3 separate regions of the Homo sapiens genome follow, and all the other regions are linked to region 3. The links are chromatin loops, found by intact Hi-C in ENCODE. Cell type or tissue: dorsolateral prefrontal cortex. All regions are shown on one strand. Links, peaks and the distances in the headings refer to the core of each region. The heading gives the core; the rest is flanking DNA.

Region 1 (10,251 bases), core at 729-8,728, 810 kb before region 3:
AAAATAAAGTAATAAAAAAAGATCAAACTTAATTTTGGAACACTTTGCTGCACTAATAGACTGTACTTTCTTGTGTGCTACAATCAAAATGAGCTTTATGTTTCAGCAGGAAGATAGAGTGAAGATTACAATTTAAGAAACATGAGCTCCCAGTTGTTACACTTTAAAGTTTTTTATTATCTCCTGCAGGTTCATCTTCCTTCCTGTACAGTATTTTCAAACTTCCCAGTCATTAAAAATAAGAATATTTCTCATGTTCATACCATGGATTTTTCTCCGAGAAGTGGATACTTTGCCTTGGGGAATGAAAAGGGCAAGGCCCTGATGTATAGGTAGGTATTATTTATGTTTAAAAGTCAGAGATACCTATAAACTACTTCTGACAGTATGAAGAGATACTATATATTCCTAATTCTACAGTTAATAAATTCTAGTCTGTTTATCTTGACTCTCATCTTCATTATCTTACTTTGGGTTATTTTATTTTATTTTATTATTATTATACTTTAAGTTTTAGGGTACATGTGTGCACTGTGCAGGTTTGTTACATATGTATACATGTGCCATGTTGGTATGCTGCACCCATTAACTCGTCATTTAGCATTAGGTATATCTCCTAATGCTATCCCTCCCCCCTCCCCTCACCCCACAACAGTACCTGGAGTGTCATGTTCTCCTTCCTGTGTCCATGTGTTCTCATTGTTCAATTCCCACCTCTGAGTGAGAACATGCGGTGTTTGGTTTTTTGCCCTTGTGATAGTTTGCTGAGAATGATGGTTTCCAGTTTCATCCATGTCCCTAAAAAGGACATGGACTCTTTATTTTTTATGGCTGCATAGTATTCCATGGTGTATATGTGCCACATTTTCTTAATCCAGTCTATCATTGTTGGACATTTGAGTTGGTTCCAAGTCTTTTCTATTGTGAATAGTGCCGCATCAATAAACATACATGTGCATGTGTCTTTATAGCAGCATGATTTATAATCCTTTGGGTATATACCCAGTAATGGGATGGCTGGGTCAAATGGTATTTCTAGTTCTAGATCCCTGAGGAATCGCCACACTGACTTCCACAATGGTTGAACTAGTTTACAGTCCCACCAACAGTGTAAAAGTGTTCCTATTTCTCCACATCCTCTCCAGCACCTGTTGTTTCCTGACTTTTTAATGATCGCCATTCTAACTGGTGTGTGATGGTATCTTATTGTGGTTTTTATTTGCATTTCTCTGATGGCCAGTGATGATGAGCATTTTTTCATGTGTTTTTTGGCTGCATAAATGTCTTCTTTTGAGAAGTGTCTGTTCATATCCTTCGCCCACTTTTTGATGGGGTTGTTTTTTTCTTGTAAATTTGTTTGAGTTCATTGTAGATTGTGGATATTAGCCCTTTGTCAGATGAGTAGGTTGCGACAATTTTCTCCCATTTTGTAGGTTGCCTGTTTACTCTGATGGTAGTTTCTTTTGCTGTGCAGAAACTCTTTAGTTTAATTAGATCCCATTTGTCAATTTTGGCTTTTGTTGCCATTGCTTTTGGTGTTTTAGACATGAAGTCCTTGCCCATGCCTATGTCCTGAATGGTATTGCCTAGGTTTTCTTCTAGGGTTTTTATGGTTTTAGGTCTAACATGTAAGTCTTTAATCCATCTTGAATTAATTTTTGTATAAGGTGTAAGGAAGGGACCCAGTTTCAGCTTTCTACATATGGCTAGCCAGTTTTCCCAGCACCATTTATTAAATAGGCAATCCTTTCCCCATTTTTTGTTTTTGTCAGGTTTGTCAAAGATCAGATGGTTGTAGATATGCAGCATTATTTCTGAGGCCTCTGTTCTGTTCCATTGGTCTATATCTCTGTTTTGGTACCAGTACCCTGCTGTTTTGGTTACTGTAGCCTTGTAGTATAGTTTGAAGTCAGGTAGCATGATGCCTCCAGCTTTGTTCTTTTGGCTTAGGATTGACTTGGCTATGCGGGCTCTTTTTTGGTTCCATATGAACTTTAAAGTAGTTTTTTCCAATTCTGTGAAGAAAGTCATTGGTAGCTTGATGGGGATGGCATTGAATCTATAAATAACCTTGGGCAGTACTTTGGGTAATTTTCTACCATAAAATGTCACTAGCAGGAAACTTCACCTGGGGAATATATATATTTTTTGGAAAGCACTATTTTGAGAATGTCAAATTGAGAAAAAGCCACTTTAATAATATTTCCACTTTCTTCGTGCCTTATGTTTAGATTAGCTTTTGCTGATTTAATAATTCAGTTTACTCCACTAGATTTAATTGATTTCTTTTTAAAAGGTGTTTCTTTCCCTGTAGCTGTAAGCTGTAAATAAGGGTGTTAACCACAAAGATAACCAAAACTTATATGCGCTGTCCAGGTTCTTTTCTGTACCCAACATACTTGGCTATAAAACAGGAACAAACAAAACCTAATTGCATCATTGCTAGAAGATATAGGTGACAAGGTGGATCTTTAGGGAGAACTAAAGAGCTTTCAGTAGAAAACTTGTGATGTAAATCACAGCCCTCTTGCCTTGCTCCTTGTGTTGGTAGTGAATGCTACATAGAACCCTGTGTTTATGTTTGTATGCTTTAGGGAATTCCTGCTTTCAAAACGGACTAAAATCTGGAGTGAAGAAAAGGAGGAATGTAAATTGGTTTTGAGGAAATAGTTGTGAAAGGAGAATATACCAGACAATAATGTGGTTTACAGTTCTACTTACTTTGAAAGGAAAACAGGTTATACCAGGATAATTTCATCAGTCTCATTTCAGATCAGATTTGGAGTGGTTCTGTTTCAGTTTGTATTTTATAAAAGGATGCAGATTCTTATTGCACTTAGAATTTTCTTCCAAATCCTTTGGTATTTTTATAAGTGAAATTTTTTTTTCTCTAAGACCCAAAGGCCATTAGATTTTCCACCAGAGCATTGCTCTTTAGAATGACACTGTTTCTAGCTATACCAGTGACTGGAATTGACTGATGACATTTTTATTGTTTATGTCTGATCAGGTATTTCATAGACCCCCCATGTGAAACTTTGGAGTAAGCCTACTCATGTTACCTAAAATCTGAGGCGTTCAGATCCTCCAGAATGTCAGATTGAGGAGTCTGAACCTAACTGCCTGGTGTGAATGATTGTGATTACATATTTTTCCCACTAAAATCTTCCTAAGTGCCCTTCTGTGATCTAATTGAAAACACTGTGGGTAATTACAAAGTTGTTCAGATGACTTATTTTTTACTTTTCCAGGTTGCACCATTACTCAGACTTCTAAAGAGACTATTTGAAGTAAGAAAACCCTTTTCTTACAAATTCTGCAGGTTTTAAGATACACCCATTGCTGTCAGTTGGTGGAAGCAGCACATTAGCTGAGCTTTGTTTCTCTACCCCTAAGTTACTGCATCTTTATTTAGAGGGGTGGGTTGGAAGTAGATCAGGAACTGTCTAGCTGAAGTTGGACCCTCCTTTCTTATCCCAAATCACAGCAATCTGGCTCGGTTCTTCTGAGGTCTGATCTCTAATGTTGCATTCAATAATTCTCATCAAAATTGTAATTACTGAACATGTTTAATCCACAAAAGACTTAATAACACAGAGAGATGGGTCTTCAGATATAGCTATAGCTTGTATGAGCTTGAATCCTCTTATTATATATATGTTTCTTGAGAGATTAGCAGCTTGCTCTGTTTCACAGAGCTAGATAATGGGGCTGGCCATTAGTTCTGCTGCCCAATATTTAAAACCATAGAACATCCTTCCCTTCTCATGGTGTCCTTTCAGGCCTGAGATGTGGTGGTTCTGAGATTGAGCTTTGCAATTGGCCTCTTCATCACAGTTGACTGTTTGGTCTCCTCAGAGATTAATGAATGTTGAGGGACTTTGAGAATGCAGATAGATTTAATTAGGACAAAGGATTTTTAAAGGTACAGGCATTTTGGGCAAAGCTTTAGCAAGGAGGGGAAAGCAGTTTAGCTCTCCTGTCTCAAAAGATTACATTGCCAGTACGTGTCTGTTGATGACCAGCAGCTATAAATCAGGTATGTAATTTCTTTTGTTCTTTCCTCAGGTCCAGTTGAGTCACAAGAGAAGCCTGTCTTGATATATCATCTCAGAAACTTTCCTGAATATGTGATAATATATGGAAAATGATTTATAGATCCAGCTGTGCTTAAGAGCCAGTAATGTCTTAATAAACATGTGGCAGCTTTTGTTTGAAAATAAGTGTATCTGGTTCTTCCCTCCACCCCCAACACACACACACACAAACTTGGATGCATTTAAGACTAAACATGAGAAATTGGAAACACCTGTCTGTAGCCAAAAATAATATAAGCAGATTTTCTCATACTTCTCATACAGCTAACCCTGATGCATAGATCTCTTCCTGAATAGATCCCCCTTCCTGAATCGATCCTCCATGCTTTAGGGGATCAGCTAACAGGTAGTCTCTTGAGCTATGGAGGTCAGTCGGCTTGATATGAGAGCAGTGAAATCTCACGTAGTGAAGTTTGAACTTCCAAGTCTTCCAGGAAAGATGATTTTGGAAATGAAAAGGCTTTTCTGGCCTTATTACTTCAAATCTTTGTCATTGTCATTTGAAGAGGAGCCATAGTAAACCTGGTAGCCTTGTCCTACAGATTATTAGCCACTGCCCTTCCTGGAAATGTTCATTATGCCAACTTAAATGTTTAATTTGTATTTCAAGGTTGGCAGCTGGCTCCATAGTTCTCTTATCATAATATAACCTTGCTTGAGACCAGTCCTTACATTTCTTAGGAAGAACTGACACCATATCGTGCATTTAGGAAGTATTAAAGGGGTTGGGCGGGTGTTACGAGAAGTATCAAGTTAGGTCTAATAGCTTTTAGCCCCACCCTCTACTAAAACATGGAAGAGAGAAGTCGGCGGAGGAGGGAGTTTTTTCAGCAACAGAAAGTAGCTTTGCCCGGTGAAGTAATAGGTTCCAGGTCAGTGGAGAGTCCCTTCGTGTCTTCAAGGCTCTCCTGGGTCAGCTGGAGAGGACGTAGGACATAGAGCAGTCCAATAGGTATGGGTTGTGTTAACTTATCCCAGTGTCTTTCTAAAAGAACATTTTCTGTTGAGATGGACTGTTGCAATCTAATTGTGGAGACCCTTCCCCTACTTCCTCCTTTTTCAGCAACTTTTTCCATAGTAAATACTATTAATGCTAAAACCTTGAATTCCTGAAACCAGTGGGATTGTTAGTGCTATTTCTCTCTCCCATTGCTAGAGGGCAGCATTGGATCACATGAATAGTTGAAGGCAAGGCTTTTGGAGCTTTTTGCTGTCACCTTGTCCTTAGCTTCAGCAAAATTGTTTCAGAAATGGACACCAAGCCTTATATGTGCTTATTTTGCGTATGGTTTTCAGTTCCCAGAAGTGTGACAGTTTATAGGAACTTATCCTACAGAAAATGATGGAAGCAGAGTCTAAATTTTAACTGTTCTTTGTTAAACTCTCTAGATCATTTTTATACACTACTAGGAGCAGAATAAAGAATCCAGTTCTAATCTCCAAGATAGACAGATGTGCTATTTGTTCTACAGAGGTGCTACTAATCCTGTGTCTTGTATTGTAATGTTTAATATTTTTTCCCCCTCAATGAGAGTTAGGGATTCGAGTCAGACTTTCATTGCGTCTCCTTGTAACCAGTGCCAAGCTAATTCTTCAAGGAAATGAGATCCATAGCCATGAAATTCTTTACAGATGCTCTTTTGGCAGTTGCTGTGACAGCATGAAAGTGGCTCATGTCTCTCTGTTTTGGGGGGAACCATCTTGAGCTGTGAGGTGATATTTTGCCATCCAGAGCCACACAGGATGTACTTGGGTATACTTTGATAAATCGACAAGTTGAAATCTTTGATGTATCCCATTCATCTCTCCCCCACATCCTCACTAATAGTTAGTGAACCGAAGAATGATTAGTCTTACGAAGACGTTTCCTCTGTTTAAACAAAGTCCAGGTGAAAAGTCATTTGCCTTACCGATGGACGTTAAGTGTGTGCGTATGTGTGTGTTTCTGGTACGGATATGTAACCTGTTATAAGCTGACCAGCTGAAGGGTTTGTAGGCATATCTGCACCTCCAGTTTGAGGATGGGATGGAGGCAAGCAAATGCCCATGAAGTCAGGTGCTGGCTCACAGCTTCGAAGAGTTCTTAAGCTACTTGGGATGATACTTAAATGCATCTGCAAAGTCATTACACAAGAAACAAAGCATTTTCCATTCTTTTAAACTGGAGGAAATGGAGGCTGGCGGAGAAGGTAGGCTGTGGGGATGTGGATAGCCTTTCCGACCCCCTGGTGCTGTAATTGTGCTGACATCAGTAATACATACATAGAATCTCATATAATTCTCGTTCCTCTGTGAGGAAAATAACATTGTCATTTTACAGGAAAGTAAATTGAAGTTTCAAGAGATTGAGCATCTTGGTCCCAAAGCCATCATTTTGACATAGATCAGTGGTCCACAAAGCAGGGTTTGCATACTCTTAAGGGTATGAGATACAGCCCTTTAGATTGTGGGAAGGAAATACTAGAACTTCTATGCTGTGTAAAAAGTATTTTTGTCCCAGTTACTCGGGAGGCTGAGGCAGGAGAATCACTTGAACCCGGGAGGCGGAGGTTACAGTGAGCCAAGTTCATGCCACTGCACTCCAGCCTGGCAACACAGTGACACTCCGTCTCAAAAAAAAAAGTATTCTTGTTACATAATGTATTCATACTGTAGATCATAGAGATAACTTAGAAACAGATAGGGTTTTTTGTTTTGTTTTTGTTTTTGAGACGGAGTTTTGCTCTTGTTACCCAGGCTGGAGTGCAATGTTGTGATCTCGGCTCACTGCAACCTCTGCCTCCTGATTCAAGAGATTCTCCTGCCCCAGCCTCCAGAGTAGCTGGGATTACAGGCATCCACCACCACGCCCGGCTAAATTTTTGTATTTTTAGTAGAGACGGGGTTTTGCCATGTTGGCCAGGCTGGTCTCGAACTCCTGACCTCAGGTGATCCACCTGCCTCAGCCTCCCAAAGTGCTGGGATTACAGGCGTGAGCCACTGCACCCGGCCATAAACAGATATGTTTACATTGGTACATTCAATGTACATTTCTTTTTTTTCTTTTGAGACAGGGTCTTGCTCTGTCACCCAGGCTGGAGTACAGTGGCATGATCATGGCTCACTGCAGCCTCAATCTCCCAGGTTCAAGTGATCCTCCCACCTCAGCCTCCCGAGTAGCTGGTACTACAGAGGCACCCCACCACGCCCATCTAATTTTTATATTTTTAGTAGAGATAGGGTTTCTCCATACTGCCCAGGCTGGTCTTGGAACTCCTGGGCTCAAGCAGTTGCCTGCCTCAACTTCCCAAAGTGATGGGATTATAGACGTGAGCCACCGTTCTCACCTCAATGTACATTTCTTATTAAAGGACCACTGGCCTGGGTGCCTGGCTGCCATGCCAAACTTGACACATTTCCACACCCTGTCCTCCACTGTTCCCAAACACTTTTTATGTTCCCTATAATGTTAAAGCTTCTCCATTAACTGTCACATAAGCTAGGTAGTTTAGACTGACTTTAAACTTGAGTTTTTTCTCTAGCCCAATCCCTGCTACAAAGACTGGTTCAAAGCATTATGTTTCCAATTTTTCTCTGTAATGAGTAAGACCTAGTATTTAATGGCACAACAAAGTGACAAAGTGACTATAGTCAGTAATAACTTAATTGTACATTCTAAAATAACAGTGTAATTGGATTGTTTGTAACAAAGGATAAAAACTTGAGGGGATTGATAGCCCACTTGCCATGTTTTATTTTTATTTTTTTTGACAGAGTCTTGCTCTGTCGCCCAGGCTGGAGTGCAGTGGCACAATCTTGGCTCACTGCAACCTCCGCCTCCCAGGTTCAAGTGATCCTCCTGCTTCAGCCTCCCGAGTAGCTGGGATTACAGGCGCCCCCCACCACATGTATTTTTAGTAGAGATGGGGTTTTACCATATGGGTCAGGCTGGTCTGGAACTCCTGACCTCAGGTGATCCACCCACCTCGGCCTCCCAAAGTGCTGGGATTACAGGCGTGAGCCACCGTGCCCAGCCCCATGATGCAATTCTTACACATTGCACGCCTGTATCAAAATTCTATAAACTTAAAAAATCTGACTTGATTACAGACAGAACAAAAAGTTGGCGACAGAGTCAAATTCCATAAAATATTTGAGGGAATTATTCTGAGCCAAATATGAGTGACCAAGGCCCGATGCAGACTCTCAAGAGATCCTGAGAACATGTGCCCAAGGTGGTTGGGTTATAGCTTGATTTTAGATATTTTAGGGGGACAGAGGCATGTAAGGAAAATACATTTTGGGGCCCCCAAATCACTAAGCTAAAGGGAAAAGTCAAGCCAGGAACTGGTTAGAACAAACCTGCCTCCCATTCTATTCAAAGTCATCCCTGTGCTCACTGAGATAAATGCACATCTGATTGCCTCCTTTGGAGAGGTTAATCAGAAACTCAAAAGAATGCTACTGTTTTTCTCTCACCTACCTGTGACCTGGAAGCCCCCTCCCTGCTTCAAGTTGTCCTGCCTTTCTGGACAGAACCAATGTACCTCTTAACATATATTGATTGATGTCTCATGTCTCCCTAAAATGTATAAAACCAAGCTGTGCCCTGACCATCTTGGGCACACATGTTGTCGGGACTCCCTGAGGCTGTGTCACAGGTGCAAGTCCTCAACTTTAGCAAAATAAACTTTCTAAATTAACTGAGACCTGTCTCAGATATTCAGGGTTCACATTTTGGTAACCACAAAGGAACTCTGAGTGGAGGTGCCTCCCGGCCTTTGACAAATCTCCTATTGGTGCTTGGTACCATCTTGAGCTGTCTTGATGGCTCAAACCAATAGGGCAATTTGCTGAGGCCTGGAAGCACGCCCTCCAGAGAATCCCTGATCTCTCAAAATTTGGTCAAGATCTGAAGTTTATTTTGCTTTACAACTCCTTTTTTTCTTGTGAGTTTTATTTGCTTCCTCCAGCACAAGGAAGGCTAGTTTTCCTGCTTCCATGACAAATAGGTTACTCCTTTAGGGCTTTGAGCTTGCTCCCAACAGGGAAGGCAAATTTGAGGGTTTTTTTTCCTGCTTCTAGGATAATAGAGAGCAGTCTCCAGCCTGAGACCTGTCCCTAGGTAAGTAACTGAATTGGGGTTTGTCTTGGCTAAAGTTAAGGTTAACAACCAACTGGTCTTCATTTCTCCTTACCATTAGAGTGCTCAGTAATCATTTAAGTTGTGCAATTGTTTGTTTTGCTTAACGGTTTTGTTGTTGTTTGTCTCTGTTTTTGTTCTTTCAACCTTTTTCCCATTGGGTTTGACCAACTGTATCTGACTTGATCAAGTCCAAAGAAAGTTTCAAATTATGGGGAACAAGCCCTCTGAATTGGCTAAATTCCCAACATACACAAAAAGGTGGACTTGTTATGTAAATAAAGCCCTTAAGTAGTCCAAATAAACAATCTTTCCTTTTTTTTCCCCTCTTGCTGGCTGTTTTTCAATTCCCCCATACTCCCCCAACACCCCCCTTCCCACACACACAAAGGTGGTATGGTGAGGGGAGAAAAATGGCCAGGAAAAAGAAAAAAAAAAAGGAAAGATATTTGATTTTGATTACTTAAGGGGCTTTATTTACATAAGAAGGCCACCTTTTGGCTAGCCAGGCCAAACTGTAAGAGCAATGGCTGTTACCCTACAGTGGAGTTCCATAGCCAATGTTCTGCCTTCTTTTTATCACCACGACAGCCTGGGTTTTGTCCCTAAATGAAGCCCTTTCTGGTTTAATACTTGGTACTTCTGAAATAGCAGCAATTTGTCCTATTTGAAATATGGTAATGAAATCTAAAAATATTTTTTTAAAAGGAGCTCAATGGTTAAAAGTCAGCTCAATTAAAAGCTAACATCGAAGATGCGTGTGTGTGTGTGTGTGTGTGTGTGTGTGTGTGTGAGTGTTTGTATTTTAAAGGCCTTCATTTTTTTTTCCTCTTAGGACCTTGTCTTTTTTTTGAACAAAACCTTTTTTCTTCTCTGTTGACTGAATTCTGTTTTCTTTATTTGCTTCTGCTGTCCTTCCTTTCTCTTGCACCCTCTGCTGCATGAAGACCTAAAATAGTTTATAATAGTCTGAAGTTCCTAAAAGGAAAAAGAGAAGGTATAATCCCAGCACTTTGGGAGGCCGAGGAGGGT
Region 2 (10,251 bases), core at 978-8,977, 72 kb before region 3:
GGATGTTCAGGCTGACAAAGGAAACTTGCTTTAGTCCTGTGGGAATTGAAGAATCCCACATAAATGGAAGCACAGGAGGCACAAATGGGATTCCATTTCCATCTCTGCTCTAAATATGCAGTCCTTGGGTACTGTGATGGTTAATTTTAGGTTTCAACTTCACTGGAATAAGCAATACCTAGAAACTTGGTAAAGCATTATTTTTAGGTGTCTGTGAGGGGTTTTTCCAAGGAGATTAGCATGTGGGTCTGAGTAAAATAGGTGGGGAAGATCTGCCTTTGATATGAGGAGGCACCATTCATTCTTCCAAGTCCAGAAAAGGCAAATGTGTCAATCTATCTGCTGAAACTGGGATACACTCTTCCTCTCTTGTTCTTGGACAAAAACTTCAGGCTCCCAGCCTTTGGGCTCCAGAATTTATAGCAGCAACCCCTTTCCCCACCTGAGGCTCTCAGGTCTTTGGTCATGGAATGGGGATTGTCATAAGCTTCCTTAGATCTAAGGCCTTCAGTCTTGGACTGAGCCACACTACTGGCATCCCAGGGTATCCAGCTTGAGGATATCATGGGACTTCTCAGCCTTGATAATTACATGAGCCAATGCTTTTAATAAATCTCTTCTCATTTATCCATACATATTTTATTGATTCTGCCTCTCTGGAGAACCCTAATAGAGGTATACATCAAGGCATAAGTCAAGAAAAATAAGATATTTGGCTTATTAAGTGGTTGGCAATGACTTCAACTCTTTTTTTTTTTTTTGAGATGGAGTCTCACTCTCGTGCAGGCTGGAGTGCAGTGGCATGATCTCAGCTCACTGCTACCTCCGCCTCCTGGGTTCAAGCAATTCTCATGCCTCAGCCTCCCAAGTAGCTGAGACTACAGGCATGCACCACCATGCCTGGCGAATTTTTGTATTTTTAGTAGAGATGGGGTTTTGCATTGTTAGCCAGGCTGGTCTTAAACTCCTGACCTCAAGTGATCCACCCACCTCGGCCTCCCAAAGTGCTGGGATTACAGGTGTGAGCCACTGTGCCTGGCTGTGACTCCAACTCTCCAACGGGTAAAGCACAAACACATTTACTTAACTGCACCCAATCTTGTGAATTTTGACACTTTTAAATTATAGGTAGTGTTCACCAATTCACCACTGTATAATAGGAATAACATGGGATTCTGTGACTGTTCATGTAAAGGATTCATATAAAGCTCTATCATTTTCTAGTAGAGTTTCCCAAAATATTTTTTAAAAATATCAAGGGTTTCTAACATCTCAAGGATTAAAGACAATAATAAGTAAAGAGTTCTTCACACAGTTCTTTGGTGATGCCATGTGTTTAATTAATGCTAATATCTTCTCCCATTCCGCCAAATTTCCCTTTGCAATAAGTTGCTCAATCGATAAATCAAATGATGAAAAAAAGATACAGTTGATAAAAATTAGAAATTGAGAATGTCTGGCTTCCCTGAAAGTTTTGAGATCTAGTTACCGTGACCACATATTTAGGGCAATACAGAATTTTAACAGAGGGACCAAAATTTGAAATTGAAAGCACTCTGAAAAAATACAAGAGCTGCCATGAGCACAGTAAAGATCTCTAATACACACAAATAAAAATCGAGTAAGTTAAAAGCACCGGCTTTTCTGCCCTCTCAACCCAAGGAGGTCATATCAATGCACAAACTAAAATGCACAATTCTATGCTTACCCACTATCACTACAGCCCAGTGAATGCTTTAAATCCCAGACATGGTTAAAAATATAGCTGGTTATGTGATTTTCTATTAAACCTAATATAGTGGGATGAACCATAATACCTTACAGGAGCAGATGAACTAGTATTTCCAAGGCAACCAAAGGATATCAATATCACTTTATTATTATTATTATTATTTTCATTCTGCAAGGAATCTTCCTTGAAGAGCAATTCCTTTTATGCATTGGTCTGCTTGATAGCTTTCTGAATAACTGTAATCCATAAGGCTTTGTACCTCTTTTTGCATGCTGGAAACACTCTGACTTAATCTAATTATCTCATGAAACTTCACTCTTAAATAAAGCTTGAAGTAAAATTAGAAAGCAGCCTCTTTCTTTTCCTTTAGTTACTGTCTTCATGGTACCTTCCTCTTGGCCGGTTGCTCATAAGAAAATGGGCTATGCCTCTGCAGAGAAAGCATTCTTTACACTTCTCTCTGGCAAGGAGAAGTTGGGTTTGGGCCAAGTCGGGCCCCATGAAAAGAGAATAAAATATGACTGGAAACCTTCCTTCTGCATGACAAAGGAGTGGCTGGCTAGAAGCAAACATTTATTGAGCAAATATTGGAAGTCAGGCACGTTGAAAATATCACTGGTCTAAGAGATCTCAGATTTGCCAGGGAGAAAAATGGGCCAACATGGGATGTCAATATACTCCAATAAAGCCTATAAGGGTCAGCATTGATTCATTATCCAAACAGTGTGACATTTGAGAATGAAAGGGGAGCATCAAAAATTCTGCAAGGACAACTGACATAAACATTATCCTAATTAGGATCTAAATGTCTTGAAACACAAAGGAGAACCCTAATTGAAGTATACGTCAAGGCATGAGTCAAGAGAACTAAGATTTTTGGCTTACTAAGTGGTTGGCAATGACTCCAACTACAACATGGATTTGGAGGAAGGTGGGCCACCAGAGGTTTCAGAGAAATTTTTGCGTTGGGTCATGAAGGAAAAATAGATGTTGTTAAGTGGAGAATCAGAAGAATGTTTCATACAAAATGAAAGAGCAAGGACAAAGATATAGAGTAGTAAAATTGGATACTGTGGCTCATACCAATTTGAACCCAGAGAAAACAATTAGAAGATTTCATTTTTCCCCTTCATATTGAAAAAATACAAAAGACTGACAATGCCAAGTACTCATAAAGGCATAGGTTAATACTCCATGTATAGGTAGAACTAATTTGGAGAATATCACCGAAGTGTCTAATAAAATTGAAGATGCATATGCCCTATAATCCGGAAGTCAAATTCCTGATATAAACCCACATGTGTATCCAAGAATAAAAAAGAACATTCATTGCATATTGTTTATCATAGCGAAAAATTAGAAATAAGTTTTCATGAAGTGCAGAATGGAAAAATAAATTGTAGTAAATCCATTTAATAGGGTACTATTCAGCAGTTAAATGAACTAAAACCCAATGGATCTATCAAAATAAATAAGTCTCAACAAACATATTAAGTGGAAAAAGAAAACAAGCTACAGAAAGATATGTTCTATAAGATACCATAACAATAAAGATTAACAGCATGGAAATAGTACTACAAACTGTTTAATGTATACATTAAAAGGCTTGCATGGCTACTGTACATAATGCTGCAATGAACATGCAAGTGAAAATATCTCTTTTGATCAATTATATACAATAGGGTTTGCACTCCTAAGAGATTATTCAGCTTTTAAAAAGAAGAAAATCCTGCCATTTGCCACAACATGAATGATCCTAGAAGACATTATGCTAAGTGAAACAAGCCAGATACAAAAATACAAATATTGCGTGATATCACTTATATGTGAAATCTAAACTAGTCAAACTCATAGAAGCAGAGTGAAATGGTGGTTGACAAAAATTCAGGAAGGGGTAAGTGAGGAGGTATTAGTCAAGGGTACAAAGCACTTTATCCGCACTTGGAATATACAAGTCCTAGAAATCTACAGTACAGGATAGTGCCTATAGTTAACAGTATTGTATTGTATACTTAAATATTTGCTAAGATGGTAGATCTTATGTAAAATTTTCTTATCACACACAAAATAGTAGAAATAATAAAGAGAGCAGAAAGAAACTTCTGGAGGTGATAGGTTTATGGCATAGATTGTGGTGATGGTTTCATGAGTGTGTATTTATCTCTAAACTCATGAAGTTGTATATATTAAATATGTACAGCCTATGTCAATTATATCTCAAAGTTTTTTAAAGCTTGTGTGAGAATGCAAATATAGAGTCTTGGACAGTGGTTTGATCTAGGTAGAAAAGTAAAGAAGAGAATCAATTAAGATGTACATAGTTGCCTTTAACTGTGATTGTATCTTTATTTCTTAAAAGAGAAGAGGGAAATGTGACACAAATTGGCAGGTTTTTAGATCTGATAGAGCTGGGGGATGGTTACATAGGAGTCCCCTCTATTTTATGGGGAGATTAGTAGGGATCTGAAGCCAAGCTGTCTGAGTCCAATCCAGTCCAGCTCAACCACTTCACCAGTGCGTGACACCTTGGGAGAATGATTTTACCTCTCCAAGTGTCAACTCCTTTCCTATAAGATATGGCTAATAACAGTGCTACAATGACTAAATGAGTTAGTGTTTGAAAGCTCTTAGAGACTACAGGAATAAATAAGTGATGGTGAAATAAAAATAAACAATGTATTGCACAGCTCAAGTAGGTAGAGGACAGGAGAGCTGGGATGGGTGATGATAACCTTACTTCAATCTCATTTTTCATGACAAGGAAACTAAGGTTAGGGGAGTAGAATTAACTTTGATTACAAGGTAGAAGCAATCAGAGATATCACACTGGGCTCACAACAAAAGAACTGTATAACTGGAAGGCTCCTTGGTGATCCTACTGATAGGGACAGGAGGCAGAGAAATTCTAGCCAGAAAAGGGTGAGTCTCTGGTGAAGCCCCACCTTCAAGCTGAAAAGCCTGAAACAACAGCCCAAAGTGAGAAATTCTATCGCTGTTTTTCCACTTGAATGTTTCCTTTTCATAAACCACCCATGGCCCCACCATGCCTCATCCTGTGCCTATAAAGACCCCAGAGTCAGCCAGCAGAGAGGAGGAGCAGCTGGATGTCAGAGAGCAGCAGCTTGACTTCAGAGGGATGGCTTGATGGAGTAACTTCAGAGAATAATCTGGCCAGAGATGGCTAGACTTCAAGGGAAGATTACCTACCCTCTCATCCGTCCCCTTTTCAGCTCCCCTTCCCAGTGAGACCCACTTTCATTGGCAATAAAATCTCCTGCATTTACCATTCTTCAATTTGTGTGACCTCACTTTTCCTGGATGCTGTACAAGAGCCCAAGAGCCATGAGTGTAGATACAAAAAGCTGTCACACTGGCCCTTTGCCCTTGCTGGCAGAGGGCAGCTGCCTCACACAAAAAAACAAAAGACTCACTGAGCTGTTAACATTTAAGCCATCCACAGATGGCAGTGCTAAAAGAGCACTGTAACACATCATCTGGGGCTTCAGGGGTCACAGGCACCCCTACCTGGATGCTGCCGTGGGGCCCACATGGAGTTCACTCCTGCTGGTGCCGATGTGTCTAGTCAGTTCCAACACTCATGCACTCCAGTTCCTGCCTCGTTCGCTCATGCACTCTCTCCCATGAGGAGTTGAGGGCGGTGGGCTATGTAAATGAGGCATTCCTGTTGTGAGTCCCATGAAGGGGTCAGGGAAGTATCCTGCTTCACTAGCATTTAGTACAGAAGTTGACAAAACTTTTCCATAGAAAAACAGGCCTTGGGTAGGATTTGGCTCATGGACTCTCAGGCTGTAGTTGGCCAACACCTTGTCTAGGGGTTCTCAAATATTCTATGCATCAGAATCACCTGGAGAGCTAGTTAAACACAGATTGGTGGGCCCCACCCCCAGATTTTCTGATTCGGTAGGGGTGGGGCCTGAGAATTTGCATTTCCCACGAGTTCCCAGAGGATGTTGATGCTGCTGGGCCAGGGGCCACATGTGGGGGTGTCCACCGTTATAATGTAACTTTCTCATTTTATACTTGAATAGAATGAGGCCAAACTGGATCAATGAATAGAATTGATCCAATTTTGTTAAGTGAGATCAGACAGCAAGTAAAAGAATTTAGGCTTCATTCGAAATCTTGTTTATTTTAAAATAACATATAAAGTTACAACTGTATCCTGGGTGCTGTGCTAGGCTCTGGGTATATAAAGATAAATGTGACATGGTCCTTGCCTTCCAGAAGCTTGCAGTATAGTAGAAGAAATGAGATAATAGATGATACAGTATGTAAGACTCCTGGGAGCATAGGAAACATTGGGACCCCAGAGAATTACCTGGTTTCTTGAAGGAGGGGCCACCTGGAGTATCTTGAAGAATAAATAGTCATCCAACAGGAAAAATAGGCAGGTGAGGGGAGGAAATTCCAGGTAAAGGGAACAGATTGTGTAAGGCATAAGAGAAGCAACATGGCATCATGCTTCACAGTAGGAATTCTGGCTCTGCTACTTACTAGCCTGGGTCAGTTATTTAACCTGAAAACCTCAGTGTCTTCTTCCAAACATAGGGATAATAAAAGAACTGACCACCTAGGGTTGATGTGTGAATTACATAAGATAATGAATGTATAGTGTTTTGGCCTAGTGCCTGAAACACAATTAGTCCTTAATAAATATGGGCAATTGTTATTTGTGTTATTATTATAGCCAGTGATGTATCAGAGCATGATACATTCACAGTCATTAATGAACTAAAGTATGAGGTGCAGGTGGAGCTACTGAGGCGGGCAAGGCCAGAAAATGAAGGACTCTAGTCCCTGCCTGACTCAGGGAGGGCAGTGAGCAGAGAGTGGCAGAAGAGTGGCATTCTAAGGTCTCCATTATAATTGAAGGAGGAGAGAATGATTAAGACAAGTGATGTGGTAACCAAGAATTGGGAAAAGATTTTGAAGAAAAGATGATGAGGTCAATTTTGGAAATCAGTGGGATATCGAAATGGAAATGTCTGGAACTCAAAAGAAAGATCTTGGCTACCCAAATTCGAAATCCCTGGGTTGGCAGTTGAATAGATGGAAGTGAAATATCACCCTGCAATATTATGTAGGGAGAAGAGAGTTCACACCAATGCTTAAAAAGTCAGCATTGAGAAGTAGAAAAGAAGTAGAAAAGAAGAATCATGAGACAGCATCCAAGTAGCTAAGAGAGAATAATTTTAAGGAGGAGTTGCAGTCAACAATATAGAATACTCCAGAGATCAAGCAAGATAAAGATCAGTGAGTAACACCTGGATTTAGAACCAGGAGAGGCAACTTAGACCTCTGCTTTATACTAGGTGGAATGCATTGTGTACATTTCATAAAGAAATATATATTTGCATATAAGGTAAAAGGGGATAAGCAGAAATTAAGTCAAAGAGCAATTTTTCTCCCCATAATGAACAAAATACCCTCCTCCTAAAAACCTCAAGAATAAAGATTTGAAAGCTTTACTCTCACCCTCTCCCCAAGGACATTCCAAGCCCTCTGTGATCCCCAGATGACACTAGACCAGCCTCAACTCCTCTGACATTTTTATGAAGATTGTCTTAACTATGCAGAGTCTGTATTTTCCCAATACACACCGTGACTTTTCTAGCCTCTGTGCCTTTGGTCATCCTGCTCCCTCAGTGAAGAATTCCCTTAACTTTTCCTAAAATAAGGAAATAATTCTCTCATACCTTAAAGCTTGATTCTTGTTCCATACCAGACCCTCATTATCTTGCCCACCTACTACTATCCTCTGGCCCAAAACTCTTTATAGCATTTTTTTTTTCACAACCTACACTCCTTTTATTTACCTCCTCAATTCCTCAAGGTGAAAAACTACTCCCTCTCTGTTGGTGTGTATTCTATCCAATTGTTTCGTTGTATCCAAGTGCCTGGTATACAGAAGGCAGTCAATAAACAGTATTGAAAGGATGGAGGAAACAGGTATCATGCTTAAAATGCATTTCTAAATAATTCAGGACAAGCAAAAGAAAATTAATTAAGAAGTTATGCACATAAACTGAACAACTGAGTGGGATACAGAGAACTGAAGTTTACAGAGAGGATGTGGGAGAGGGGACGGCTTACGAAGAAGAGGAAAGTAACCAGGTATCTACTAGGCACACTTGTCAAAAGTAATTTTATCGTCACATAAACTTTAAAATACTGTTATCGTTCCCATTTCAAGAATGAGTGCACAGAAGCTTGGAGAGGCTACCAATTTTTGCCCAAATAGAGCAGCTTATGTCAGTACAAAATTGAATATGATTCTTACAATACTTCAGGATTCTGATACCATGTTGCTTTTTGGAATTAGAATACAGAAGACTAAACTGAATTAAACACTAAAGCAAGATGTAAATAGAGACTTGGCATCCATTAACTGATCTAGTAAATGGCATCTGTACTGCTGAGGCAATAACAGATACGTGTATAAAAAATGGATTTATAAAGGAGAGAAATCAGATCTGTCTCATCTACTTGCCTCATACAATTGTGATGAGAAGCAAGTAAGACAATGTATTTTGCAGGCATTTTGCAAAACTGGAACAACTCTCTGTATCTAAGAGACAATAAGTTATAGGACTCCTGACTTCCTCCCTGCTCTACACTCTTTAAACATTTCTCTTGCCAATTTTTTGCTTATCCTTTCCTTTTTGCCTTAATCATCAAAACATGATTGCAATTAAGACTTGGTGTTTCTCTGGGTCCTGTTTCGAATTATTTTAATAACATGGTATATTTCAAGAAGTATTTCAAATAGTGTCATAGAAATTTTGACTAGGGGTCAGAAGGCCTGTTATTTCTCTTGGCCTCACTTTCTTTACCTGTAAAGTGAGAGAACGGAATTAAATGATTTCTAAAATTTTTCCCAACTCATGCATTTTATAATTATTTACTCTTCTGAAATTCCTGTGATAAGGGAAGTGTAGATTAATTCTCCCCCATCTTGACAATTTGGTTCTTAGGAATCTGAGAATATCTTTATTTTCTTGTTCTTGATATGATTCCAAGAAAGCAAATACGTATTAGACAAATTTCTCTCTGAGTATTATTATTGTAGCACTGAAATCCAGGATGAGTAACTTTTTCCTCTAAATATTAGATTAAGTTCCTATTCTCACTGTTGACAGGGATTAAAAAAATACTTCCATTCCACACAGCACCTTTTGTCAGCTAGAAGCTGATAGAAAATTTCAGGGGAGAAGTGATCATCTTAAACAGCAGGCCCTGGCTTTAATTCAGGGAATGAAAGTTACATTGATTTTTTTTAAAGTGATCTGAAACCAGCAGGAATCTCTATCCAAAGCCCAGACAGATGGCTGAACCAATGGGCTCCCTGTGATCATCTCTGCTACCCATATATCATTTGGGTAGAAAATAAATGGGTTTTAAATTACCTTTAGTTCCAGATAGACCTAGAAATTAAATCTCTACACATTTGAAAAAAGCTAATACCACCTTAAGCTGCATTAATAGAAATCAATTTCTTTGTCATGGGAAGTAATTGACTCATTCACCCTATATTTAAGTTAGAATATTCATTTCTTTTAATCATATGCTAAGTGTAAAAGTAACACATTAGAGTTTGTCCAAAGAATAATGGGTAGTACATTAAGAGGGTCTGAAAGTCATGTTCTCTATAAGACAACAGAGGATTGTAATTCAGATAAAAGACGATTTAAGAGAGACCTCATAATGGTCGTCAATTATTAATATATAATACAGTACATTCTATGTTATTCAGGAGGACATAGCAGATAAACAGGAGGAAGAGATATTTGATTAAATGGTACAGAGAAGATTCCAAAGGATCAAGCAATCCTGAGTTAGAACAGGTCTTCTCAGAAGGTGACACTGACTAGACACACAATGTGTGAAGGAGTGGGCAAATGGCTATCAGTTGGAGATGATATAGCTGGGAAGTAACAAATATTCTTTATAAAATTAAGATCCCCTTTTTCCTTTCTTTTTTTTCTTTTTTTTTTTTTTGGAGTCATTCTCAAGTCACTTTCAAAATCAATAACAGAAAAACCACCATCTCCCCTGGAGGAAAGACATGGGCTCTCATCTTCATCTGTAAACATGGAACCCTGATATCAGGTTCCATAAATATCTGCTCTATTTATGAGTGCTCATGTTTGTTTTCCACTAGTGGTATCATTTTTATTACAGGTATTAGGACCCTCATATCCTTTTCTATGATAGCAATTTGCTCTCTGTTTTTCCTTGAAAGCCTTCTCTGCATTCTAGAGATGTTGAATGTAGGTCTTCAAATAGAGAATCATTAAAGAAACTTTCATTTCAGACCACCATGGAATGACAGGGATGAGATTACCCTCATGCCTTAAACAATTAGATAATTAGTATAGATACATAAAAAGTGGTTTTCAGACATTGGACAGCAGGCTATGCAGGACAATGATCCCTGAAAGAAGAGAAACAAACAAGATGACCCTTATAAATGGCCCAGAGCATCATCTGAAAAAAAT
Region 3 (10,251 bases), core at 752-8,751:
GGTAATCATGAGAATAACCTGGAGATTTTGAAACTACAAAGAACGTCACTAGATCTTTTGAATCAGAGTCTGAGGGTTATACCCAGCACCTGTGTTTTGTAAAACCATCTTCCCTGGTAATTTTTGTACACAGCCCTAAGTAAGACTTCTCCACTATTTAGCGCAGGAGGATAGCGTTATTGTTTTCTTTCTTTGGGAACCACCTGTGGTTAGATAATTAAGGCTTTTCAGTGACCACAAGCTCTGGCACTTGCTCCAGGATCAACTCCCTGCCAGTCACTCTCCCAGTCGTCCACAGCACAATCCACAGTGACTTCTAAGGCCAGAGAGGCAAGTTTGCACTTGTTCACACATCATTTTTATACCATTGCTTGTCACCTGAATCTCATTCTTGCTCCCCCACAGGGAGCTGGTCAATCTTGCTGAAGAGTGAGTCTGGGTAAGCTCCCTCCTAATCAGAGCAACTCAGTAGTCTGTGCCTGTGCCCGAGACTGCTGACCCTTAAATTAGGGAAACTCAACATTTGCTAGCTTCCCTACTGGATTAGGTGGCCATGACTGTTTGATGCTGCAGCTAGGATGAACTAGGGTGATTTTGGCATTGACGTTTGTCTTTAGTCACAAAGCTGGGAACTACTGTTGGTGATTCATATACACAAAATGAAGGGTGCAGTTCATCGCATTTCTTCTTCCAAGGCTCTCATTTGTTTCAAGTTCATAGCCCAAGTTTCTCCTTACCGCAAGAGGCAGTCCCCCCAGCACTTGGGTGGTTAGGTGGATGACATGACTTCACACTGGCATGGGCGCTGCCTCACACCTTAGATGTTTCCACATGGGCAGACTGATATAGTGAAGCAAGCTCGGGCTTTGGAGCCAGACTGATCTAGGTTCAAACCCCAGCTCTGCAGAACCTAAAGTTCTGTGGCCTTGGGCCAATGACCATACTTTACTGAGATTCCATTTGCGATCCATAAAATGAGGATAATTAAAAAATTAATAATACCTGCCTCACAAGTCTAATGGACTTAAGATAATATAAGGACATCTGTTAGGCAATCAGCACCTGCTCCTTCCTCCTTTGGCTCCCATACAAAGGAGGGTGGGGTCCCTCATCACACCTCCTGCCTTTTTTTTTTTTTTCTTCTCTGAGACAGTGTCTGGTTCTGGCTCTGTCACCTAGGCTGAAGTGCAGTGGCACAATCTCTGCTCACTGCAACCTTGGCCTCCCGGGTTCAAGCCAACCCTCCTACCTCAGCCTCCCGAGTAGCTAGCTGGGACTACAGGTATGCGTCACCATGCCCAGCTAATTCTTGCATTTATTTGTGGAGACTGGCTTTCGTCATGTTGCCCAGGCTGGTCTTGAATTCCTGAGCTCAAGCAACCCGCCTGCCTCAGCTTCCCAAAATGCTGGCATTATAGGTTTGAGCCACTGTGCCTGGCCCTCCTGCCTTGTTCTTAGCTGTCTTTCTCAAACGAGGGCACAAACAACAATAACTACTGGGAGAACTTTGTCAAAGCATCCATTCTCCCACCCCTAGATCCAACCCTCTTTGAAATCTCCAACCTTACCTCCTTCTCCTCCTCTCTTGGTGCCTTCCTGGAATGTTTCCCAGGTGCTGGACTCCACGGCACAACAAGTGAAGCACTGAGGGTACTGACTTAAAGAGGCATTCACCCTCTCCCAAGTCCTAAGCACTGACTCCTTGAATTGTGGGCCCTGGGTGCCTCTCGCTAGTCTTGGCCCTGCTAGGGCTTTCCGTCGATTCATCATTTGCTGCACGGATGACAACCATTTCTTTTCTCCCAGTAGGTTAGATAAAGCTTAGATTAATTAACAGTAGAGCTTAGGCAACTTTTCTTGCTGGAGTACTTACAAAAAAATAAGGGGTTCCTGAGAGCCACCCAGACTGATGAAAGATCAGCCTAGCTGCACTTTAGACTCACCTGAAGTCTAGACGCTCAGCTTCCAGGGATTCTGGTTCCATTAGGCTGGGGTAGGGCAACATGGGTAATTTTAAAAAGCTTCTCAGGTGATTTGTAAGATGATTAGGGTCCAATCACTGGCCCGGGCTCAGGGAATCTGTATTCAAGCTCCCAGATGATTCCTACATGCATTAAAGCTTCAAAACCCACTGGCTTCCTATTAAACTCTCCAGCTCTGAAATCAGACCCAGGTTCAAATCCTCATGTTTTTTTGTTTTTTTTTTTTGAAATGGAGTCTTGGCTCTGTCGCCCAGGCTGGAGTGCAGTGGCACAATCTCGGCTCAGTGCAAGCTCCGCCTCCCGGGTTCACACAATTGTCCTGCCTCAGCTTCCCGAATAGCTGGGACTACAGGCGCCTGCCACCACACCCGGCTAATTTTTTGTATTTTTTAGTAGAGAGGGGGTTTCACCGTGTTAGCCAGGATGGTCTCAATCTCCTGACCTCGTGATCTGCCCGCCCTGGCCTCCCAAAGTGCGTGAGCCACCACACCTGGCCTCAAATCCTTATTCTTGCACTCACTACCATATTACTTTGAGCAAGGTTCTTACCCGCTTCTTCACCTACAAAATGACAATAATAACAGTACCTTCCACAGAAGTGTTCATGGGGATTAAGTAAGATGGAAATAAGTTAGCATACTGTATGACATACAGCAAGTCCCACTAAGTGATACCTTATTAACATGCTAAAGCATTTATTGAGCCCTTCCTTATTGTGGATTAGCATTTTATGTGTGTGTGTATATGAGACATAGTGACTCATCTCCAGGCCTGTGACTTTGGGCTACTTAACACCTTTGTGCATCAGGAGATTATAAACAGCATAAAAGAAGTAAGTCATGAGGATTCAATGAAATATTGCATGAAAAGTGTTTAGTAGAGCCCTAGTACATAGTAAATGCTCAGTAAATGCCAGCTGTTATAATTGCACATAATAGTCAATTTTCAATAAAAGTTGATAATTCTGGAGTATTCTTAATACATTTCCTGTCCAAGAAAATACCCAGCTTGGCTCCTAAGTAAAGCCAAAGATCTTTCTTGTGCTTATTTCTTAGATTTTGCTATAGGGGCTGGCCCGCATCACGGGTTTAAGGAAAGTTTTCTAAATGCACAAACGAATGGATTACTAGGGAATTTCCACTTGCCTTCACCCTCCACACTGATTTTGCCTGTGACTCAAGATCGTGAAAGTCTTCCTGACCACGGGGCCATTCATTCCGTTTCCAAATGCTGCAACCCGCCCATGGCTCTAATCAAGAGCAGAACTGATTTATGCTGGAAGTGGAGTGAGCCAGGGAGGTGGAATCCTCCACCGCTGATTTGTTTATTGCTGAGTCCTTGAAAATTGAATAGGGAGGAAAAGGGAGGTGTGAGAAATGAGTTAAGAGCTACTCCCCATCACATTTGATAAGAGGTTCTTTCACTCTGGAAGAGTATAGCTTTTCGTTGTTGTTAATATGAAAATGCTATAAGTGCTACAAAAACACATGTCAAGTTCCATGCCTGTCTTCCACCTGATGGCCACCAAGAGCCCTGACAATGATGGAATAGCAAGCTGCCTGGATTTCTAGGGCTTAATTAAGGAACTGTAACAGGCTATGCTACAACTCTGTAATACTCCTTGGTAAATGACTACAGTAGATAAAGAAAAATTGGTTTCCTCCATTTAGCAGATATTGATTACAGGGTTTGTTTTAAAACATTTAGACTAACTTGGTTCTTTGTTTTATTTATTCACTTCCATGCATTAATTGAAAGCCCACGGCTCAGATTGTATTAACTTGATCGCCCTCTACTGGCCACATGCTGGAGTACATGCCTGTTTTTGACCTATCCTACAAAAACTACAGCTATTTTTAGAAAGTATTGGCCTTTTCAAGTCAAACATACTTTTTCAAGGTCAATTATGAGTACGGTGGGGAGACTCCTGTATATAAAACCCCAAATTGTCTACTCTGTTTTTGAATATTCTGCTTCCTGAAAGATCTTTCGATTCCATATATTTGATAATTTAAGAAGAACCATGACCAGGAGCCAGAAGATCTGAGTTCACATGGGCCTACCCTCTCATCTATGAAAGGAGAAGGTTGAGGTAGGACAGGCACAAGGCCCCTTTTTAATCTCTCAAGCTGGGGCGGTAGGGACTGCACCCCATGTTAGAAGCCAGGTGCCCTGCGATCGAGTCCTAATTTGAGATTTAGTTCTGATTCCCTTTTACTCTTGCTATAAAGTGAATAAGGAGGGTATGAAATCTCCAGGGTTCCTTTGAATTCCAATATGTTAGGACTCAATTCATACTAACCTCGAGCACATATAAGTGACAGGGAGGAATTTTCGGAAAGATAATTCCTCTTAAAACCCCTTTAAAAGGTTATTTTTTCTTTTTTCCTATGACAATTTTCTAGAAAACATAGGATTTATTCCTCACAAAGCTCCCCATACTTGTAGCTGAAACTATTGTCTCCACATGAACAGTTTGAATAAACTGTAACATTTTTATTATCTAGAACATAGGAGAGAAAAAAATCCAACACCAGATTCTAGATGGAGATTTATTGCAGATTCTTATAATTTGGGGGGGAAAATAAAATGATGAGGCCCTTCAAGTCCAAGGGAGAAAAGCTGGCTCTGAGTCCCTAAGCAGAAACATTTTTTAAAAGCTGCTCTACTTCCCTCCACAAAGCAGATCTGCAATGTGATCGGCAACCTTTTGCTTCCATCATTTTGGTGGATTACCCAGTCCCTAGACACAGTTCAAAGAAGACATTTGCTCAGGTAGGGTGAGCACAGTGTAATCCTCCATCCTTGCAACAAACATTAAGAGCATTTAAGAAAGTCAGAGCAAGGCAATGCTGGAAGAACTTCTTTTCTACTATGAGAAAAAGCAGAAAATGCCACATACAACAATGTAAAATTGATTGACTTAGCAATAATCTGGCCTAGGGAAAATTTACCAAGTTTCAAGAAAGGAATTTGTTTTTAAAAATAAAACGTCCTTGCATTTAATTAGCCACGCACTTATTCTATTATAAGAATAAGCCAGGCACTATTCTATCAGGCACTTTGAAATGAATAATTGTATTTGCTTTTTAAAAATCAATATTAGGTGTATATATATATTTTTAATATATTTTTATATATATATTTTTTATATATATATATATATATATATATATATATAATATGTATATGATGGAATACTACCCAGCCATAAAAGGAATGAATTAACAGCACTTGCAATAACCTGGATGAGACTGGAGACTATTACTCTAAGTGAAGTAACTCAGGAATCAAAAACCAAACATTGTATGTCCTCACTGATATGTGGGAAATAAGCTGTGAGGATGCAAAGACATAAGAATGATGCCATGGGCCAGGCGCAGTGGCTCACGCCTGTAATCCCAGCACTTCGGAAGGCCAAGGCAGGCGAATCACGAGGTCAGGAGTTCGAGACCAGCCTGACCAACATGCTGAAACCCCGTCTCTACTAAAAATACAAAAAAAATTAGCTGGGCGTGGTGGTGTGTGCCTGTAATCCCAGTTACTTAGGATGCTGAGGCAGGAGAATCGCTTGAACCTGGGAGGTGGAGGTTGCAGTGAGCAAAGATTGAGCCATTGCACTCCAGCCTGGGTGACAGGGGGAGACTCCGTCTCAAAAAAAAAAAAAAAAAAAAAAAAAAAAAGAATGATGCAATGAGATTTGAGGACTTCGGGGGAAGAGTGGGAGGGCGCAAGGGATAAAAGATAACAAATATGGTGCAGTGTATACTGCTCAGTGATGGGTTCACCAAAATCTCACAAATCACCACTAAAGAACTTACCCATGTAATCAAACACCAACTGTACCCCAACAAGTTATGGAGAAATAAAATAAAATACTGAAGTACAAACTTTTTTTAAAAAAAAGTGAAAAACACAGGATCTGTATATTAAATTACAAATTGCTGATGAAAGAAATCAAAGAGACCTCAATAAATGGAGACATCCCTACTAGGTTCATGGATTGGAGGACTCAACATAATAAAGCCATCAATTCTCCCCAAATTAATCTGTAAGTTTATTACAACAGCAACAAAACCAATACTAGGAAGGGAGTCATAGGGGCATTACACTCATGTTGTAGATGATAATTAAGAAGATTATGTATCTTCCCTACAAAGACCAAATCCCACAGATAATAGTACTATTTTCTGATATTTAAAATTTTGCTCTAAGAGATTTTCGGAGAAAACATTCAAGTCCTTCTAAGGATGCTAGGGCTGTATGGATGCATACATGTGTATCTTCTTTTCCGAAGGGACAAAAAACAAAATAAACCACATATTTCCAGGGGAAAACCAAAGCAATAGAGTAGAGAGAAGAAATGTTTGAGTTTGATTCTGCACTAACTTTTCCAAAGCAAGAGTTCTATTCAGTGTGAGTACCTTCCAGAACAAGGCACTGTGTGGGAAACATCGTAGAAGGCTGTAATCTTTCCCCAGATCATTTCCTGGTTGGGGAATAAACTATTGCAGATTAATGCAGATTACATTGTGTTCTCTCTGAGGACTGTAGACAAAATAGTGGCTATTAGTTTCTAGGGACTGGAAATTAATAGAGAGGGAGTTTAATGCAAGTCACATTCAATCCCATGAGCAAGTCTTTAAAATCTATCAGGTCTAGTTCAAAAATAGGTCTCACATTCCATTATTCTCTCCATCTCCACTATTACTATCTTAGATCAGTGGTCCAAAAGATAGGAACAGGAGCATTGACAGTGTGTTTCATGACTTTCAGGCAGTCAATTTCAGAGAAGGCAATAGCAAAGAAGAATCATGTTCCTTTCTGACTTAAAGAATTTGAGACCCTGTTCCTATTATCTCTGGAATCTAGAGGCATCACATCCCATGCATCCTCTGGCATCATGATCACAGAAGTTTTATCTGCAACAGGTGTATGAGGAGCTTATATAACTGTGCATGCTCATACCCTCCTAATCTCATCCGCATGACTATTCTGCAAACACAAAGCATAAAATACCCCAGACTAGACACCGGCATGAGTCCAGCTGAAAAAATTGACAGATCAGCATGGTCTCTGTATAAGCATGTGATAAAATCTCTACAGTCATGTTTTCCAACTGAATGCTAGCTCTCCCTCCCCTGGATCCCCATAACCTTTCTTCCATTCTCTGATAATAGCTTTTCATTTGCTTTCTCTGCCTGTTAAACTGTAAGTTCCTGTGGGTAGGGAGCAGGTATGATCACGTGCCTTACTTAACTCAGACAGCAGGATAAAATGAGTCCTCTGGAGTCTCACAGACCTATCCTGGAAGGCCAACTTTACTAACTGTAGGGCTTTGGGCCCTTAACCTCTCTGAGCCTCAATTCCAATAGGAAAACAGTTATTGTAAGTATCCAATGACATTTATGCAAATGGCTTAGCCAATGCTTGCCCCTAGCAATTGATGTGATAAATAATACCACTGTATCCTAGGTTGGGCTCTCTAGAGTTAATATTTGAGATGGAGATTTGGGTGTCTGCGATTTACCTGAAGGAGAGGTCTCAGAAAGAAAGGAGTTAGGGAAGTAAGACAGAGTCGGGGGAGGAGCTAAGCTGAACTCTAGCTTCAGCCTGATCCCACAGGGAGGTCTGAAGCATAAATTGCACCAAAAGGTTGGTTCCCTCTTGGGATGGGTCCAGCCATTTCTATCCTCCCCCCATTCAAACCCTCCATATCCATTGGTTACTGGCTATAGGCTGCCTTCCTTTGTGGGCACAGAAGGACGTATCCTCCATGGCCAAGCAGCTCCCATGGCCAAGGACAGTTCCACGAAGAATAGGGCAGTTGTGAGCTGACAGTAACCTATACTCACAGCAACCATGTAAGGGAGATCTGGGAAAGGCACCAGAAACACCCACTACACTATTATTATATTTGTATCATTCTATGTCCAAATATGAGCTTTTGACATGACAGGGACTCAATAAATAGTTGAACTAAATTGAAGAATCTAAATTGCATAGACTGTGCAAAGCCAGCATGAATAGCTTTTGTCTCATCCGCATATTCAAAATCTTTGGAGACAGCTGTCACATTCCTCCCCTTCACTGGCCCTCAGAATTGCCAAGACTACACAAGGTTGTAGCACACCCCTAAATTCCCAGGCACACTGATTATGTATGACGCTCACTTAACTGTAAATTTTCTTGCTTCTCTTGTTTCAGAGATTTTCTGGTGCTAATTACACCTACGCTTACATCCAAATATTTCATTGTGATGCAGATTATACTTGTAAGTGCATGAATTATTCTTTGAAGGCAAAAGGAATTAATAATGTTTCACCATTCACTGTGACATGTTTCCAAGCATGTAAGTGACAGGTGCACTTTTAAATAATGTACTTTTTCTTCTCCTTGACAAGCAAGAACCCAGATTTAAAGAGATAGAAGATGTGAAGGATTGTCTTGTGGATCTACTGATGTCATGCTTGGGTTTCCATCTCCATCAGCAAATGAACGAATAAGTAATGTATACAGGTCCCAGTACCTGCTCAGATTAGATTGTATCAGCAGCCTTACACTCTGAAATACCATTAGGACAAATCCCCAGGCACTCAGGGATAGAAAGAGAGAGCTGGGTTGGTCATCAGTAGGAATGGAGGAAAGCTTTTTGTAAATCACAAGGTGATTTATAAAGGTCAATTATTAGTATTAATTATTCTACTATCAACTTTATGTTCAGTGCTCCTGGCTCTACCTACATCTCCTTCTGAATTAATCAGCCCCTTCCAGAGATTTCACATCTGTTCAGGTGACTAGGGACAAATAAAAAGGAGCCTAAACAGGTTGAGGAACCTGCTCTTTTCTTGTACTTTTATCTAATACTCTCTCTACTGGTAGAGACTAAATTGAATTCAGAAAACAAATCTAGCAGGTGGTTCTAGAGCCTTAATTGTGAGTGGCCAATAGATAACATATAAAAGGAAATGGGGATTTTATACATCATCATCACCCTCATGAAGTCAAGGAAATGAATGCCTAAAGACTAGTTGTTGAATTTCAGAAGATTCATGTGTGTAAAACAAGTGGACCTACTGCCCCAATTCACCAGATTTCATTTTAGTTCTATTAGGATCATGAGGTATTTGAGAAAAGAAGAAAAAGAAAAAAAAAAAACTCACAATTTGGTATGGGCAATACAAAAAGTTCTCTCTCACATGTATTAATACATCCACTTTAATGGCAAAAACAGACTTTAATTTTGGAAAGGAATATAGCTGAGCTCTAGATTAGAAGCCCATAAACTATGGACCAAATCTCTCTTCTGCCTGTCTCTGTTAGTAAAGTTTCATTACAACACAGCCATGCCCATTCATTTACATATTGCCTATGCTTCTTTTAGGATAACAACAGTGGAGCTGAATAGGTGGGAAAAAGACCACGCTGGCCACAATGCCAAAAAATAGTTATATTTGGCCCTTTATAGAAAATGTTTGCTGACTCTTGCTCTACAGCCAAACTCCTTGATATTAAATACTGGTTCTATCACTTATTAGCTGTGGTACTTTCAGAAAGTTTCTCAATGTAATCATCGTGAAGAAATGAACACTATCTACCACTTAGGGTTGATAGGAAGATTGAGTAAGTTTAAATATCCAAAGTGCCTAGACCAGCATCTAGCATATATTCAGGATTCAATAACTATTAGCCATTATTATTATAAACAGCAAGAACAAATATCCTTCTCCCCATACGCATTGTTGGCTCTCATGCCAAAAGAACCACCCAGAGGCCCTTCTGCCCTTTCTCATGGATAAGTTTGGAATGTCTCTCCAATGTTCTGAATGCACATAGATACTTTCTAGGTATTCTAGTTATTCTATAGCAGCTGCGCAGAAGGGAAGCCATTTCTTTTCTTTTCCTCTCTTTATTCTTGGAAGATGGCTTCAGTTAAAAAGCTCAAGCAGAGATTTCAAACCTCCTTCTTCTGTCTAAAATATTTAATGGCCAGCCTAACAACCCTGGCAAAACAACTGGTTTGTTTTCACAACTCACAGTGTTTTTTCATCTTTAGAATCAATTAGAGGTTCTAAAGATATTGTAGGATCAAAGATTGGCTTAGAATATAAACCTTGAATTCCTAAGAGAGCTTACAAGTTTGTCCAGATTAGATGCTCAAGATGAACAGAGGGCCCAGCCTCTGTAAGGTAGGAATGTAAAGTGGGGATAAAATTAGTAGAATTTTGAAAAACCCACCTTTTTGAGAAATACAGATGAATAAATAGAT

The links. Peaks named below come from ENCODE experiments on the same cell type or tissue, not always from the same donor. Only the 100,000 strongest peaks of a DNase experiment are listed, where the experiment ranks them.
Region 1: a loop joins it to region 3, with 5 times the contacts of the local background. A loop is called at or near these places in 12 of 110 quality-filtered maps.
Region 2: a loop joins it to region 3, with 2.5 times the contacts of the local background. A loop is called at or near these places in 3 of 110 quality-filtered maps.

What each region holds. Positions count from the first base shown.
Region 1 is chr17:51,293,714-51,303,964 of GRCh38, forward strand. It overlaps UTP18 (UTP18 small subunit processome component), which reads left to right. Exons shown (of 14, transcript NM_016001.3): 12 at 190-332; 13 at 3,252-3,290; 14 at 4,069-4,220. The coding sequence ends at 3,276. Among named protein-coding and RNA genes, the nearest start is that of LINC02071, 36 kb to the right of the region's middle. In dorsolateral prefrontal cortex, for the core only: CTCF peaks have their summits at 5,270 and 5,475; no DNase peak of the experiment used is centred there; H3K27ac peaks cover 868 bases.
Region 2 is chr17:52,030,409-52,040,659 of GRCh38, forward strand. All of the region lies in intron 2 of CA10 (carbonic anhydrase 10), which reads right to left. Among named protein-coding and RNA genes, the nearest start is that of CA10, 120 kb to the right of the region's middle. In dorsolateral prefrontal cortex, for the core only: no CTCF peak of the experiment used is centred there; a DNase peak (open chromatin) is centred at 5,113; H3K27ac peaks cover 561 bases.
Region 3 is chr17:52,103,064-52,113,314 of GRCh38, forward strand. All of the region lies in intron 1 of CA10 (carbonic anhydrase 10), which reads right to left. Among named protein-coding and RNA genes, the nearest start is that of CA10, 51 kb to the right of the region's middle. In dorsolateral prefrontal cortex, for the core only: CTCF peaks have their summits at 3,762 (motif pointing left) and 3,974; a DNase peak (open chromatin) is centred at 3,788.